Linked DNA regions of Homo sapiens: region 2 is linked to region 1. The links are chromatin loops, found by intact Hi-C in ENCODE. Cell type or tissue: GM12878. All regions are shown on one strand. Each heading gives the region's core, and the rest is flanking DNA. Links, peaks and the distances in the headings are about the cores only. Region 1 overlaps EEF2KMT (eukaryotic elongation factor 2 lysine methyltransferase). Region 2 has its middle 62 kb from the start of LINC02164.

What was found. A loop is a pair of places that touch in the nucleus more often than their neighbours do. Peaks named below come from ENCODE experiments on the same cell type or tissue, not always from the same donor. Only the 100,000 strongest peaks of a DNase experiment are listed, where the experiment ranks them.
Region 2: it touches region 1 in a loop (2.3-fold over the local background); 2 of 110 quality-filtered maps call a loop at or near these places.

What each region holds. Positions count from the first base shown.
Region 1 is chr16:5,088,617-5,096,943 of GRCh38, reverse strand. EEF2KMT (eukaryotic elongation factor 2 lysine methyltransferase) reads left to right here. Exons shown (of 8, transcript NM_201400.4): 2 at 1,430-1,492; 3 at 3,380-3,460; 4 at 5,049-5,150; 5 at 6,379-6,512; 6 at 6,595-6,860; 7 at 7,688-7,837. Among named protein-coding and RNA genes, the nearest start is that of EEF2KMT, 5.0 kb to the left of the region's middle. RefSeq lists enhancers at 1,019-1,571, 6,186-6,686, 6,687-7,187. In GM12878, for the core only: a CTCF peak has its summit at 4,472 (motif pointing right); a DNase peak (open chromatin) is centred at 4,491.
Region 2 is chr16:5,155,764-5,164,090 of GRCh38, reverse strand. No RefSeq gene overlaps it. Among named protein-coding and RNA genes, the nearest start is that of LINC02164, 62 kb to the left of the region's middle. RefSeq lists an enhancer at 7,265-7,544. In GM12878, for the core only: no CTCF peak of the experiment used is centred there; DNase peaks (open chromatin) are centred at 3,890, 7,058 and 7,403; H3K4me3 peaks cover 1,202 bases; H3K27ac peaks cover 3,821 bases.

The DNA.
Region 1 (8,327 bases), core at 323-8,322:
AATCATTTGCGTTATTCCATTGACATAAAATATTTGCACTCAGAGATCATTTCTGGTCAAGAGAAATTCGTGCATTTTTAACCCAAAATAGAAACCTTCATAAAAGCATCATAGGTCTCCATTCAGTATTGACTGTAATTGTTCACATGCCCACGCTGAATGCTAACTTGGGCTCACCCTCAACACCCACGAGGTGGGTACTATTATTACCACTCACATTTGACCAGAGGGATTGTTTGATTAGGGTGCAGTAGTTGAGAGTTCAGACCCAGGAGACAGCCTGTCTGCTTCGAATCCTGGCCCAGCCCCTGGCCCTGTGTGACCTTGGGCAAGTGACTGCATCTCTCTGTGCTGTTTTCTTATTAATAAAATGGGGGATATAATGATACCTACCTCTTAGGGTTGTTGTCAGGGTTGAGTACAAAAGCCTGTGGATCAGTGCCTGGCTCATGGTAAATACATGTTGGTGTTAGCTAGTGTTTTTATTCAGTCTCAAAATGTTTAATAAATGCCTTCTGTGAGCCAGGCACCATGGATCAGCAGTACCCATGACAGATGAGGCTCTGCTTGCATGGGAGAGCCAGAGAATAAACAAATAAATAAACAAGAAAAGACCAGATGACAGTGGCTTTAAAGCCAATAAAACAGGGAAATAGTGAATGCGGGAACTGGGAAGAAGAGTCACCAAAGTCAGGGAATCAGGGAAGCCTTCCCCAAAGAGGTGGCATTTGAACTGGGGCCTGAGTGGTGAAGCAGCCAGCCATGGGAAGGGCTTGGGGAACAGGATATGCAAAGGCCCTGTGGTGGAAACAAGCCAGCTGTGGTTGAGGAACAACACCAAGGCAGCCAGTGTGGCTGGAGTGGAGTGAGCAGGGTGGGCCAGGGGTGAGGGAGAACAGGCCAGAGAGAGGGATTAGGACCAGGTCTTGTAGGGCCTTTTATGGCATGGAGGGAGCTCTGAAGCAATGAAGTGCCTTGCCCTGTGTCACATACCAGCCGAGACAGTCTGCCTAACTCGGGAGCCAAGGCTCGCTGCTGGGCTTGAGGCCCCTGTAAGAGGATAATGTAACTCAGGCTGGTATGGGCACATTCTGCATCTCCACTTAGATGGCAAGCCCATCAAACCTTGGTGCCATGGCTGCCCTGGTAATTCCTGGCTGAGCAGTGCAACCAGGGAGCTGGCCCATGACCCGGGTGGCCGCTAAGTAGCCAGGACTAATGTGGCCAAAAGTCAGCCTTCTTCCTGTGACTCATCCAGGTGCACCCTGCGACATCTGAATGTCAGGCTTTCAGCCGCTGTGGCTTCCACTTCCAACTGGCTCCACGTCCCCAGGGAGGGATCACACAGCGCTTTGCCAACACATTCTATTGCGTGTTTAATGTTCCTGTGAATGCGCCCTTGAGATTTCTCTCTTTCCCCTCCACACAGAGCTTAGAAGCAAAGTTAAGAGACTCATCAGATTCTGAGCTGCTGCGGGATATTTTGCACAAGGTAAGAATCCCAGAGTCCCTGGGACTCATGACCCTGCCTCCTGAATCTCTCCAGAAGACCTGAGAGAAGAACTGCAGGTGTGCTTGTACCCTTTAAAAACACCCCTGTTCAAAAAACAAAACCATTGAGTCAGCACTGCAGGTGGGTGTCAGCACCTCTGACAGCTCCAGCGCTTTCGTTTTCTATTTAAGACTTAGACAAAGACTTCAGAATATACAAAAACCTGCAATGAGAGGGGGGAATCTAGGGAATGTTTTTTAAACCATCCACAGCAAAAACAGAGATGACAGGTGCAAAACAGCTTCTAGCATTTGGTTGATGTTCAGAGACTTTCTTTTTTGCTTTCATGAGGCCTGTCCTGCCCACTCCTGTCTCCTCTAGACCTAAATGGGCCCTTGCTTTGCCCAGGGTGGGGTTTGGACTCAAGTGCATCTGCCTGCAGGTGAGAGGCAGGATCACCACCCGGCCCAGCCACAGCCTGACCTTGGCCTTGAGGGCCAAGTGCAGATCACCCTGCATCCTGGGTCTTCACGTTCGAAGGGCCATGAGCCCTTCTGAAAAGACCAAGCAATAGACTCCCTCGCAGAAAGAAGTGCACCAGAAGAATACATTTTCCATACAAACTCAGGAGGCAGATATCCTCCACCCCCACCCACCCAGCCCATCCTAGGAGCCCCGGTGAAGAATTCCTGTGCTAGAGGTGAACCAAGATTATCCATGTGGAAAAGATACAGCCACAGCAGGGAAAACTTTCGGGGCAATACCAGGGCTTCGAGCATGGAGATACCTGAAGTTATCTCGCACCCTGCTCTGAGTTTCACCCTGAGCCTCACTCTCGTAGGTGGTGAAGCATGAAATGTAGGGAGAGCTGCTTTAAAACCCAGCACAAGGCTGGGTGCACTGGCTCACACCTGTAATCCCAGGACTTTGGGAGGCTGAGGTGGACAGATCACCTAAGGTCAGGAGTTCCAGACCAGCCTAGCCAACATGGCAAAAACCCATCTCTACTAAAAATACAAAAATTAGCTGGGCGTGGTGGTACATGCCTATAGTCCCAGCTACTCAGGAGGCTGAGGCAGGAGAATCGCTTGAACCCAGGAGGCAGAGGCTGCAGTGAGCCAAGATCGGGCCACTGCACTCCAGCCTGGGCAACAGGGCGAGACTCTGTGTCAGAATAAATGAAAAACCAGCACCAGCCTGAAGAGCCTGTGTATTGCGTGGGGTACTTTGCTGCCCTTGGGCAGAATCTGCATCCCTCCCAGCCAGCAGGCACTGTGGACCGTCTCCTCCCTCTCCCTCCAGGCTCCTGTTTTCCCGCCGTCCCCACTCCTGCTGCACCAGTCCCTCTGCCCTCCTTTCCAAGTGCCAGGCTGTGGCCACCTCAGAGCTTGCACCAGCTGTTCCCACTGCCTAGAACTTGCTCATCCTGCATTTGGCTTCTCTGGGCTTTAGCTGGAGTGTCACCCGGAGCGTCCCGTCCCCTCCATCCTGTCCCCAGGGACACACACTCCAAGAGAGCAGTTGCCGAGTGGGCCTTCCCGCCTCTTCCATAGAGCCAGACCGTTGGCGACTGTCCTTACTGCAAACCCTGGTTCACACTGGCTCCCCTGGGAGGGAGGCGGTTTGGGCCCACATGCCCTGTGTTCCTGCTCAGAATGGGCGTTAGAAATGCTGCCATAGCCTGTGCCACTGCAGTGGAAGCATTTTTAGGAAACAGCTTATATCTTAAGACAAACTTCAGATGCATGGGGCCAAAACGCTGTGTCCATCTACATCTTTGCTGAGGGATCGGGTAGCCTGGAGTTTGCCCTCTGCTGTGTTGGCTTGAAGCTCATAGGAGACTTAAGACGGGCTCTCGAGCAACCAACGTTCTGTCCTTTGCCGTAGACTGTGAAGCATCCTGTGTGTGTGAAGCACCCGCCGTCCGTCAAATATGCCCGGTGCTTTCTCTCAGAACTCATCAAAAAGGTCAGTTATGGGCAGTGTCCGCCCAGTAGCCGGACAGCATAGCCACCTGCGTGCTGGAGCCCCCGTCCTTCCCAGGCCCTGGGCCTGCTTTGCAAACCCCAGCATGGCAGGGGCCTCCCCAGGCAACTGGCTGCAGCCACATGTGACCCATGGGAGACAGTGCAGGGCGGGAAGAAGGGGAGGCCAGCATCTCTCCCTCACTCTGCCTCCTGGGGTTTCCACGGCAGCTGCTCCTCTGGGGCCCCAGCTCCTAGCATATGGATTCTCATTCCTACCAGGCTGGCCCAGCCCACAGCACTGGAACCCTCACCCGCACCCTCTGTCCTGCCCGCTGAAGGGTTTGGAGTTTCCTGCTCTTGTCCGTCTCTGGGTTGCCCCACAGGCCCCTGTTGGAAGATTTAGCTCTTGCCATACCTTCGGAACTAGTTCCTCTGGTGAATTCTCTGCATTAATCCTGCTGGAATGAGCTCTTTCCTGACTGATAAAGGATGAATTTTATTTTTTACTTATTTATTTATTTTTTTGAGACAGAGTCTCACTGTGTTGCCCAGGCTGGATTACCGTGACACAATCTCGGCTCCCTGAAACCTCTGCCTCCTGGGTTCAAGCAACTGTCATGCCAGCCTCCTAAGAAGCTGGGACTACAGGCACACGCCACCATGCCTGGCTAATTTTTTATTTTTAATAGAGACAGAGTTTCACCATGTTGGCCAGGCTGGTCTCGAACTCCTGACCTCAGGTGATCCGCCTGCCTCGGCCTCCCAAAGTGCTGGGATTACAGGCATGAGCCACCGCACCTGGCCTAGGATGGATTTTAAAGATGCGCCCGAACATGCAGGGTTTGACATGAGGATGTCGAGAGGCCTCCTCAGTAGGCAGTAGCAGACCTGCTGAGTGAAAGAGCCACACTTTTAGCAAATAAACAATCCCCTGCTTCTCCAATACCTGCTTTCTCCCTAGTCCTCCCCAGAAGCATGCATCTGTGGTCACCAGCAGGTCTGCCCTGTGCCACCAGGAGAGGGCAGCAGTCACCCAGTGTACTCTGCTGCTGCCCTGTGAATCATAGGACGGGGCCAGCTGTGGAGAAGCGGCCTGCTGACAGCCACAGCCTGCAGCATGGGCCGCCCTCACACTTCTGCCTGGGCTCACTTAAAAGCACCTTTTGTTTTCCTCCTCTCTGTGTTTGATCCAAACACGGCTCTCTATCATGGTCACCTGGCAACTCTCACGGAATCCTTGTCTCCTGCCCTAGACTACACCTAACCCTACCCTCCCAACACCTCTGGTTCAAGGCCCTCCCATCCAGGTTTCCCTACCAAGTGAATTTTTTTTTTTAGAGACAAGGTCTCTGTTGCCCAGGCTGTCCTCGAACTCCTGGGCTCAAGCAGTCCTCCCATGTCAGCCTCTAGAGTAGCTGGGACTATTCGGCACACACCACCAAGCCCAACGAAGTGAATATTTTATATGGCAGCTGGCCGGTATTATACCATTCCATCGCAAATCTCCCCTCCAAACTTGGTGAAAATCATCTGGCCATTTTTACAGATTAGAACGAAAGCAAACAAGCTCTCACTCTGTCTGCCCCCAGCACGAGGCTGTCCACACAGAGCCTTTGGACGAGCTGTATGAAGCGCTGGCGGAGACCCTGATGGCCAAGGAGTCCACCCAGGGCCACCGGAGCTATTTGCTGGTATGAGAAGGGCACCCTCCTCCCCCTCACAGCCCAGATACCCTTCCTGCACAGACAAAGTGAAAACGTGGGTGTGGGTTCAAATCCTGACTCACCCATTCTACAGTCTTAGACATGAGGTCCGTCAACCTTCTTTAGCCTCAGTTTCCCTGTCTGTAAATCAGGCACTTCAACAACAACAGCATGTCTCGTGGAGTTGTTGGGCACTTATCCAATAGGTGACACACACTACCTGCTTCACAAGGACCTGGTGCCCAGTCCTCAAAGAATACTTGACAGGGCTGGGCGTGGTGGCTCACGCCTGTAATCCCAGCGCTTTGGGAGGCCGAAGTGGTTGCATCTGAGGTCAGGAGTTCGAGACCAACCTGGCCAATATGGTGAAACCCTGTCTCTACTAAAAATACAAAAATCAGGCCGGGCGTGGTGGCTCATGCCTGTAATCCCAGCATTTTGGGAGGCTGAGGCGGGGGGATCACCTGAGGTCAGGAGTTTGAGACCAGCCTGGCCAACATGGTGAAACTCCATCTTTACTAAAAATACAAAAATTAGCGGGGTGTGGTAGTGGGCACCTGTAATCCCAGCTACTAGGGAGGCTGAGGCAGGAGAATCTCTTCAACCCAGGAGGTGGAGGTTGTAGTGAGCCAAGATCATGCTATTGCACTCCAGCCTGGGCAACGAGAGCAAATCTCTGTCTCAAAAAAAAGTACAAAAAGTAGCCGGACATGGTGGCACACGCCTGTATTCGCAGCTACCTGGGCGGCTGAGGCAGGAGAATTGCTTGAACCCAGGAGGCAGAGGTTGCAGTGAGCCAAGATCGTGCCACTGACTCCAGCCTGGGTGACAGAGCTCAAAAAAAAATAAGATAAAACATAGATACAGAAAACCACAAAGGAAAAACAGCATATTGAATCATCACAAGGCAGCCACCCCTTCATAGCCACACCTGTCCCCTGGCCACCACTGACATGTGTTCCATCGCCAGAATTCCGTTGTCTCAGGAAGGTTCGATGAATGGAATCCTGTGTGGCCTGAGATGAGTGTCTTTCACACCGCGTGACACCCTTGAGGCCCGTGAAAGCTGTTGGCATGCCAACAGTTAGCTGCTTCTCATTGCTGAGTGGCGATTGGTCCTGTCATGGTTTATTCAGCCATGTGGTGGGGCTACTTGTCTTCTAAGCCACTTGCCTTCTGATCGCTGGACTGACTCTCTCGCCTTCTCTTGGTGCAGCCCTCGGGAGGCTCGGTCACACTCTCCGAGAGCACGGCCATCATCTCCTACGGTACCACAGGCCTGGTCACATGGGACGCCGCCCTCTACCTTGCAGAATGGGCCATCGAGAACCCGGCAGTCTTCACTAACAGGTGACCTCGGGGCGCAGGGCAGGGCACCGAGGCAGGCTTACCCTGGTGCAGTCGCAGACACGGTCCCCTTTCCTCCCGCCAGGACTGTCCTAGAGCTTGGCAGTGGTGCTGGCCTCACAGGCCTGGCCATCTGCAAGATGTGCCGCCCCCGGGCATACATCTTCAGCGACTGTCACAGCCGGGTCCTTGAGCAGCTCCGAGGGAATGTCCTTCTCAATGGCCTCTCATTAGAGGCAGACATCACTGCCAAGTTAGACAGCCCCAGGGTGACAGTGGCCCAGCTGGACTGGGACGTCGCGACGGTCCATCAGCTCTCTGCCTTCCAGCCAGATGTTGTCATTGCAGCAGGTAATGCCCAGCCCCGGGCACCCTGTGCAGGTGGTGTCCTTGCAGCTCTACCCAGCTCTTGGCTCTGGGAAAAGGGAACAATGGACGCTGTCGGGCATGGACATGATGGGGCTTCCAGAAGAGTTACTCTGGGCCTCCAGGGTGACATCACAGGACAGGGGTGCCTCTTAAGGTGACCTTCAACCCACAGCCCTCTTTTTGGAGACAGGCATACTCCCGTTCCAGTCGTTACCACATGGCTCTGTCCCAGAGCCATGCCCTGTGTCCTTCAGAGACCACAGGAGGAAAACAACCACTTCTGGGACGAAGACAGGGCCCTTGAGAGAAGGTGGTGTTTGGCTGGGCCACCGAAAACCCCTCACCCCTGCCAGCACACTCAGTCCCCTCTCTGGTGGAACAGAGCTCTGCCTGTGGTCCTAGGTCCCAGCCCTGAAACCCACAGGTCCAGCGGTGGCCAGGGACACAAGCCCACCCCTGCAAGCCAGCAGACAAATCAGCAGATGCCTGAAACATGAAGTTCATGGCAGGGTCAGGCTTTGTGTCATTCAAAGCCCTCTAGATAGGCCAAGAACCAGAGCTGGTTTTTTAAGGAACACCAGTGAGTCTGGAGATTTTTTTCTTTTGCTTCGGTCTTTTGCAGCTTTCTCTACTAAGGGTTCTCCTTTTTCACCCAAGTAATTGCCTTTCCATCTAATGGCCCAAATGGTCAAATGGCATCTACTAGTCTCATATGACCGCTGCCTCTCTGGCCTCGCCCTGCTGCTGACGTCAGCATGACCTGGACCTGTCCACTGGTCCCTTTCAGTAACCTGAAGCTTTCACCATAGATGTGCTGTATTGCCCAGAAGCCATCATGTCGCTGGTCGGGGTCCTGCGGAGGCTGGCTGCCTGCCGGGAGCACCAGCGGGCTCCTGAGGTCTACGTGGCCTTTACCGTCCGCAACCCAGAGACGTGCCAGCTGTTCACCACCGAGCTAGGTGAGCCTCCACGCCCACCCGGGCCTGCATGGTCCCTGAGCTGTCCCTGCAGGACGCCAGTGGAAGTGAAAGAACTGGGTGCCGGGGAAAAGCTAGGTTGCCCCACACTCCCACACCATGGGGGGAACTCAGGCAGAGGCCAGTGAGCAGGGTGGGCTTGGGGCGTGGGGGGCTTGCGGCAGGAGGAGGGCAGCTCAGCACAGGGAGGGAGGGTCTGAGCCCAGCAGCCCTACTGTGTGCTTCAGAGCAGGGTTCCCTAAGCCCTTGGGCCTCGGTTTCCTCATCTATAAAATGGAGGTGGCGGGAGGGGCAGTCGGGGTCAGGGCTGGACACAGCTGTGGCCTGCAGGACGCTGGAGCACAGGATGTACAGGCGGATCCACCACGCCACTGTCCTGAGCACCCAGTCGGTGGAAGACGAGCAGGGTGACTGTAGAGAAGGGGAACTGGCCCCATAGTGGGCCAGCAACTGTCCTCAGACCTGACATTTG
Region 2 (8,327 bases), core at 123-8,122, 67 kb before region 1:
TCCCAGCAAACTCACAGCCAAGCTCTGCTTTTCACCTTCACACCATACTGTCCTCAGACTAAAACCCTAACTCTGACCTTCCGAATCAAAAATCATACTCAAGGCTGGGTGCGGCGGCTCACGACTGTCATCTCAGCACTTTGGGAGGCAGAGGCAGGTGGATCACCTGAGGTCAGGAGTTCCAGACAAGCAGGCCAACATGGTGAAACCCCATCTCTTCTAAAAATACAAAACATAGCCAGGCACGGTGGCAGGTGTCTGTAATCCCAGCACTATGGGAGGCTGAGGCATGAAAATCACTTGAACCCAGGAGGCGGAAGCTGCAGGGATCCATGATCATGCCACTGCACTCCAGCCTGGGCAAGAGAGTGAGACTCTGTCTCAAAAAAAAAAAACTGTGCTTAATAATAGCTTGGAAGTGCACATACCTTCTGTGAAGGTTGATAGACTACAATTAGCTTCAAAACACAAATAAGTAGCTGTGTTTAAATGAGGCCTTCTGTGTAATAGCTAGGGAAAATCAATGTAGCTATTCACATTTTGGTTCCCCTTCCAGAAACAGAGAAGTTGCCCGTGACTCTGTGATCCTTTTTGTCCAATGAACCATGAGCAGGAGCAACTTGAGTCACCTTCAGGTGGAAGTGTTAAGAGGCTCTGTGATCCACCACATTCCCTTTCCCCTGAAGTGGTGATCAATGACACATGCAGAGATGGGGCTTTTGTCAGCCTGGATCCCTGAGTGAACACAATGAACAGACCACCCCACAATGCCCTAACACAGCCCAGATATGCAACGTGACCAAGAATAAGCCTCACTGTGGCCAGGCACGGTGGCTCACACCTGTCATCCCAGCACTTTGGGAGGCCAAGGCAGGTGGATCATTTGAGGTCAGGAGTTCAAGACTAGCCTGGCTAACATGGTGAAATCCTTTCTCTACCAAAAGTATAAAAATTAGCCAGAAAATAGTGGCACGGGCCTGTAATCCCAGCTACTCAGGAGGCACGAGAATCACTGAGTCTGGGAGGCAGAGGTTGCAGTGAGCTGAGATTGCGCCACTGCACTGTAGTCTGGGTGACAGAGTGAGACCCTGTCTCAAAAACAAACAAACAAATACCTCACTGCATGAACCCACTGAGATTTGGGGATTGTTGTTACTGCAGCAGAACCCAAATCATCCCGACCGCTAGACTGTCCTAACTAGGGTTTCTTACCAAAAGCAAAGGCATTTTTAAAGTTCATGACATTTAAACCAAAGAGTAAATACCAATATCTGTCACTTTGTCAGGCTAACAAAGTGACAAAGTAACAAAGGCCAAACAAAGCAAATGCCAGAAGTTAAAAGAAACAGATCATTAGGTTAAAAACAGAACTGTGAAAACAGGCACAATTGACTTCATATAGTGATTGCAAAGAACATCAGGCAAGACACAGGTGTGGTCATATCATTTATCACATGCTTAATTGCACATGTTTGCCTAAGAAAAACACAAAGTATTTAAGCTCATCTGTAGTTCAAAGTGCCTATCCGTGTATTTATCCATTCATCCTTATTTATTTATTGAGCAACTCTTTTGTGCCAGGCACTGTGCTGGGTGCTGGTAATGCAATGATGAAGATGGCAGGCACGACTCTGCCCTCCAGGAGTTTCTAGGATATGGAGGGAGACAAACAAAAAATAAGTAAATCCATGAAAGAAGTATTGGTGGAACCTGCCCCCAGTATTTCAACGTATGTTCTTTCTATTTTCCATAAGTGTCAGCCACCTGAGAAATAGACAGTACAAAGAGAGGCATTATACAGCTGGGCCGCTGGGGGTGACATTACATATCGGTAGGACAGTGATGCCCCCTGAGTCTCAGACCAGCAAGTTTTTATTAAGGGTTTCAAAAGGGGAGGGGGTGTAAGAACAGGGAGTAGGTACAAAGATCACATGCTTCCAAGGGCAAAAAGCAGGACTACTAATAAGGGTCCAACAAAGATCACATGCTTCTGAGGGAACAGGACAAAGGGCAAAGGCAGAACTACTGGTAAGGGTCCAGCAAAGATCACAAGGCAAAGGGCAAAAGCAGAAGATAAGGGTCTATGATCAGCGGTGCACGTATTGTCTTGATAAACATCTTAAACAACATAAAACAGGGTTCGAGAGCAGAGAACCAGTCTGACCACAGATTTACCAGGGCGGAGTTTTTCCCCACCCTAGTAAGCCTTTGGGTACTGCAGGAGACCAGGGCGTATCTCAGTCCTTATCTCAACAGCATAAGACAGACATTCCCAGAGCAGCCATTTATAGACCTCTCCCCAGGAATGCATTCCTTTCCCAGGGTATTAACATTAATATTCCTTGCTAGGAAAAGAACTTAGCGATATCTCTCCTACTTGCACGTCTGTTTATAGACTCTCTGCAAGAAGAAACATATGGCTCTTTTTGCCCGACCCTGCAGTCAGTCAGACCTTATGGTTGTCTTCCCTTGTTCCCTAAAAATCGCTGTTATTCTCTTCTTTTTCAAGGTGCACTGATTTCATATTGTTGAAACACGTTTTACAATCAATTTTTAGAGTTAACACAATTATCACAGCCGTCCTGAGGTGATGTACATCCTCAGCTAATAAATATAACAGGATTAAGAGATTAAAGTAAAGACAGGCATAAGAAATTATAAAAGTATTATTTGGGAACTGATAAATGTTCATGAAATCTTCACAATTTATGTTGCTCTGCCGCGGCTCCAGCCAGTCCCTCCATTTGGGGTCCCTGACTTCCTGCAACAAGAAATAATAGAGGTTAAGGTGGAGAAGAGCAAGGAAGTCCACTTTACAAAGCAGTCAGGAAAGAGCTCTCTGTGGAAGCACCATTTTAGCTGAGACCTAAAGGATGGTCTAATTTGGGGAGGTGCAGAGGAAAATCATTCCAGGCTGAAGCAGCAAGTGCAAAGGCCCTGTTGTGGAGAAAGATTTGAAAGTCCAAGAAAACAAAAGAAGGCCAGAGTGGCTGAAATAGAGTAGGCCAAGGGGAGGAGATAGGAGAGGGCTGGAGATGTGGCAGGAACAGGCAGAAGACTCGGGGTCTTGATTTTATTCTATGTGCCATGGGCAGGAAAGGCAGGGATGAGAATCAATGGAAACCTTAAGATCAGTGAAGCTGCCAGGTGGGAAATGGATTGCTGAGCATGGAGGGCAGGTGCAGAGGACCAGTTAAGACCAGTTAGGAGGCTGCTGCTGTAGCCCAGCTGGGATAAGGGTGTCCTAGGCAAAGATAACGACAGTGAAGATAGAGAGAGTGGACAAGTTGGATAAAGTTTAGAATCACAGGACTTGCTGACTGGAGAAGAGGGCAAAAGCAGAGTTAGCACAACACATGAGTTATGACCACCTTGAGCAGCTGAGCAGGGGGTGGTGCCATTTACAGAACAGAGATGGCACAGACAGAGCCCATGGAGAAGGAGGAGGAAAAGGAGAGTTTGGCTTTGGGTTTTTTTAAGACAGGGTCTGGCTCTGTCACCCAGGCTGGAGTGCAGTGGTGTGATCAGAGCTCTTTGCAGCCTCAAACTCCTGGGCTCAAGTGATCCTCCTACCTTAGCCTCCCAAGTAGCAGGACTCCAGATCCTACAGATGCACATCACCATGCCTAGCTAATTTTTTTTTTTTTTTTTTTTTTTTTTTTTGTAGACAGGGAGTCTCACTGTGTTTCCCAGGCTGGCTTCAAACTCCTGGCCTCAAGTAATCCTCCCACCTCGGCCTCTCATACCACTGGGATTACAGCCATCACCTACTCCTCCAAGCCACGAGTTTGGCTTTGGATGTCACAAGGTTGAGGTGTTCATGAGATGACAAGTGGAAAAAACAAGAAAGAAGTTGAGTGTTTAAGACTGCTGCTTGAAGGAGAAGTCTAGCCTCAAGGGAAAAGTTCAGGACTCATCAGCTGAGAAATGGAACTGAAAATTATGCAAATGGATGAGCTCAGCTAGCAAACAAGTCCAGAGAGAGCAGAAAGTCCAGAGAGAGCAGCACTGGGCTATGCACCTGGCCTAATGCTACCCCGCTCCTCGCAATCCCTGTGTTATGCTGGAGAGGGTTCAGCCTCTGGTGAGTTTCACCAAACCCCCACATCTCTTTCTTCTGAGACCTTCTCTAAAATCCTCTCTTTTATACTTAGTGAAAAGGGATTCTCTTTTTCCCATCCAGCTTAAGCAAAAACTTTTGACTATGAGAGGAATGAGGATGCATTTAGTATCTGTTCTGCACGGCTAATTCCATCAAAGATTTCTCATTATTCCTGCCTGGCAGTCTCATTTTCTTCTTTCGCCTCTCAGAGCACAGTCGTAGGCTTAATTACTGACCTTTTCACCCTTCTAACACCAGCGATTTCCCCCATCTCAGTTCTCAGGAAGTTCTGTTCCCAGAATTATCTCCTGAATCCTCACCTGGGGATAGAAATTGTTCTCTGTGGCCGTGTCTTCTCCTCTAATTCTTATCAAAAAACTCAGTGATCTCTGTGCATCAAATATTAAACTCAAGCTTAACAGATCATGCTTCTGGCTTCTCTCTCTCTCTGGCCTGTGGGTTAACAGGTTTGCAACCTTTGCAGAGAAGACTCCAAATTCTCAGGAGGCCAGTTTCCAAGGGTGCTGGTCACTCTTGCTCTCTTTCTCCTGCTCAAAATTCAGCACTAGAGAGTGTTACACCATTGCATCTGCAGAGGAGTTCATCTGACTCTAGGGACTACAGAGGAGGGAGACGGACAAACTAACAGGCATTCAGAAAATGGCTACCACGATGGGGAAGAAAATGAAAGTCAAAACAAATAAGCAATCGTCAAAAAAAAAAAAATCTGGAGGCCAGCTGCAGTGGCTCACACCTGTAATCCCAGCACTTTGGGAGGCAGAGGCAGGTGGATGGCTTGAGATCAGGAGTTCGAGACCAGCCTGGGCAACATAGTGAAATCACATCTCTACTAAAAATACAAAAATTAGCCAGGTGTGGTGGCAGGCGCCTGTAATCCCAGCATTTTGAGAGGCTGAGGTGGGCGGATCACCTGATGTCAGGAGTTGGAGACCAGCCTGGCCAACATGGTGAAACCCTATTTCTATTAAAAAACACAAAAATTAGCCAGGTGTGGTGGCAGATGCCTGTAATCCCAGCTACTTGGGAGGCTGAGACAGGAGAATTGCTTGAACCCAGGGGGCAGAGGTTGCGGCGAGCAAAGATTGCACCACTGCACTCCAGTGTGGGCGACAGTGAGACTTTGTTTCAAAAAAAAAAAAAAAAAGAAAAAAAACACATAGAGATGTCCATCCAGGCTGAAGAGAATATTCCAGAGCAAGGGTTGGGACACTACGGCCCATGGGCCAAATCTGACCTGCTTGCACATGTTTTTGTCAATAAAGTTTTATTGCAACACAGCCATGCCCATTTGCTACATATTGTCTGTGGCTGCTGGATTAGGCTGTTCTCTCATGCTATAAATACCTGAGACTGGGTAATGTATAAAGAAAAGTGGTTTAATTGGCTCACAGTTTTGTAGGTTGTACAGGGAGCATGACACTGACATCGCTGAGCTTCTGTGGAGGCCTCAGGAAACTTACAATCATGGCAGAAGGTGAAGCGGGAGCAAGAGAATGAGGAGGGAGGTGCTACACACTCACAAGCAACCAGATATTGCAAGAACTCACTCACTATTGCAAGGACAGGACCAAAAGCATGATGCTAAGTCATTCATGAGAAATCCACCCCCATGATCAAGTCTCTTCCCACCAGGCCCCACCTCTAACACTGGGGGTTACATTGCAACATCAAATTTGGGCAGGGACACATATTCAAACTATATCAGCTGCTTTCATGCTATGGGTGGCAGAGTTGAGAAACTACTACAAGAGACTGTATGGCCCACGAAGTCTAAAACATTTACTATCTGATGCTTTCAAGAAAAAGTTTACAAACCCTGCTCTTGAAAAGGAAGGGAAGGAAGAGGAGAGGAGTAAGGCAGGAAGGAGCAGAGAGGGACATGGGGCCGTATTCAAACATCTGTTGTTAAGACAGAGAAATTCAATTTATTTGTCATGGCAAAAGTTATCAAACTAGGAGCACTCCATTAAAGTTTCAGGACAAACACTGTGCTGAATATAAGGATGACCCCATCCAACAGGCACATAATCCACTCTAAAAGACTGTCCCGGGGTAGTGAAGATGATGTTGCTGGAAATATCCTTAAATGACATGTGGATGAGCTCCCCCAGAGGCATACATGTTGAGCTAAATACTTTGCTGATGAAGGGTACAAGTTGAAGCGGTTTTGAAAGGCAGAGTGAGGTTCCTCAGAAGGCTGTTGCTACAGAAAGCCAGGAGGAGAAATTACATGGCCAGATAGAGTGGCATGACCATTAGATAAGGGTTTTTTGTTTTTTTGTTTGTTTTTGAGATGGAGTTTTGCTCTTGTTGCCCAGGCTGGAGTGCAATGGCACGATCTCAGCTCACCGCAACCTACACCTCCCAGGTTCAAGCGATTCTCCTGCCTCAGCCCCCCTAGTAGCTGGGATTACAGGCATGTGCCACCACACCTGGCTAATTTTGTATTTTTAGTAGAGACGGGGTTTCTCCATGTTGGTCTGGAACTCCCGACCTCAGGTGATCCGCCCACCTTAGCCTCCCAAAGTGCTGGGATTACAGGCGTGAGCCATCGTGCCCAGCCTGGATGAGGGTCTTTAGCAAAGATGGAAGTTTTGGTACCTTGCAATATAATCTCTTCATTTATGTCCTCCTGAAATCTTTACTAATAGCACATTTTGTCAATGTTTCTGGGGTCGTACTGAGAGGGACTTAAAGGAGATGTGATGTGGCAGCCTTTGACTCAAGGGAGTATCATACTAGCTGACAGAGATCTGGGTACATGCCAGTTGAACCCACCCTTCTGAGGATGTGATAGATCCTGGGAGGCCACTCTGATCCTGCCAACCTTGAGGCCAGATGAGTCTTTGAAAAACACGGTTTGGCTTAACACCAGCACTTAGTCTAATACCCACCATGAATCTTGCTGAACTGAAGCTACACAAATACCTTTTCAAAAGATGTTTTTCATTCCATATCCTTCTTACAAATTCCTAAGGCTCAATGCTGTGTGGAAGATTCTAAGAAAGAAAATAGTTTCCAATCTTTGGGATTCCCCTGAGATGGTCCAATCAGCAAAAAGTTCATTGCCATTTCCATCAAGGACACTGAGAACAAGAGTCTTATCCGGATTGGATCCTGGGAATTGAGAAGCTTCAGCAGGTGGGAAATGCACCCTCCACAGGCTCACACCCTTGTGGGCTATTTCAGTTACCTATTGCACCTAAAATTAGAAACTTTAAACCACCAAAAGTCATTATTGCTCATGACCCTGTGAGTTGCATGGGGAATTCCTGGCTGGTTTAACCTGGGCTCATTTGTGTGGCTACCTGCAGCTGGAGGGCCAGCTGGGCGGAACACCCAGGACAGCCTGACACATGTGCCTGGCAGTTGGTGCTGGCTGTCAGCCGGGGAGCCTTGTTTTCCTCCATGTGGCCCCTCGCCCTCCAGAGCCCCTTTCCAAATGGCACTTTAAGCAGGATAGTCAAGGCTTGCTTGGTGCCAGCATCCAAGAGGGCAAAAATATGGAAACTACGAGAGGGCTCTCAAGGCCTAAGACTATATGAACCTCAAAAATCTGAGGTCTCAGTTAATTCAGAAAGTTTATTTTGCCAAGGTTGAGGATGCACGCCTGTGACACAGCCTCAGGAGGTCCTGACAACATGTGCCTAAGGCGGTAGGGACACAGCTTGGTTTTACACATTTTAGAGAGACATGAGACATCAAACAATATGTGTAAGATGTACATTGGTTCAGTCTGGAAAGGCGGGACAACTCCAGGTGAAGGTGAGACAACTCGAAGCAGGGAGGGGCTTCCAGGTCATAGGTAGTTAAGAGACAAATGGTTGTGTTCTTTTTTTTTTTTTTTTAGCAAGTTTTTAATTTTTGTTATTGTACCTTTTAGTTCTATAATTTTTTTTATTATTATACTTTAAGTTTTAGGGTACACGTGCACATGGTGCAGGTTAGTCACATATATATACATGTGCCATGTTGGTGCGCTGCACCCACTAACTCATCATCTACCATTAGGTATATCTCCCAGTGCTATCCCTCCCCCCTCCCCCCACCCCAAAACAGTCCCCAGAGTGTGATATTCCCCTTCCTGTGTCCATGTGATCTCATTGTTCAATTCCCACCTATGAGTGAGAATATGCGGTGTTTGGTTTTTTGTTCTTGCGATAGTTTACTGAGAATGATGATTTCCAATTTCATCCATGTCCCT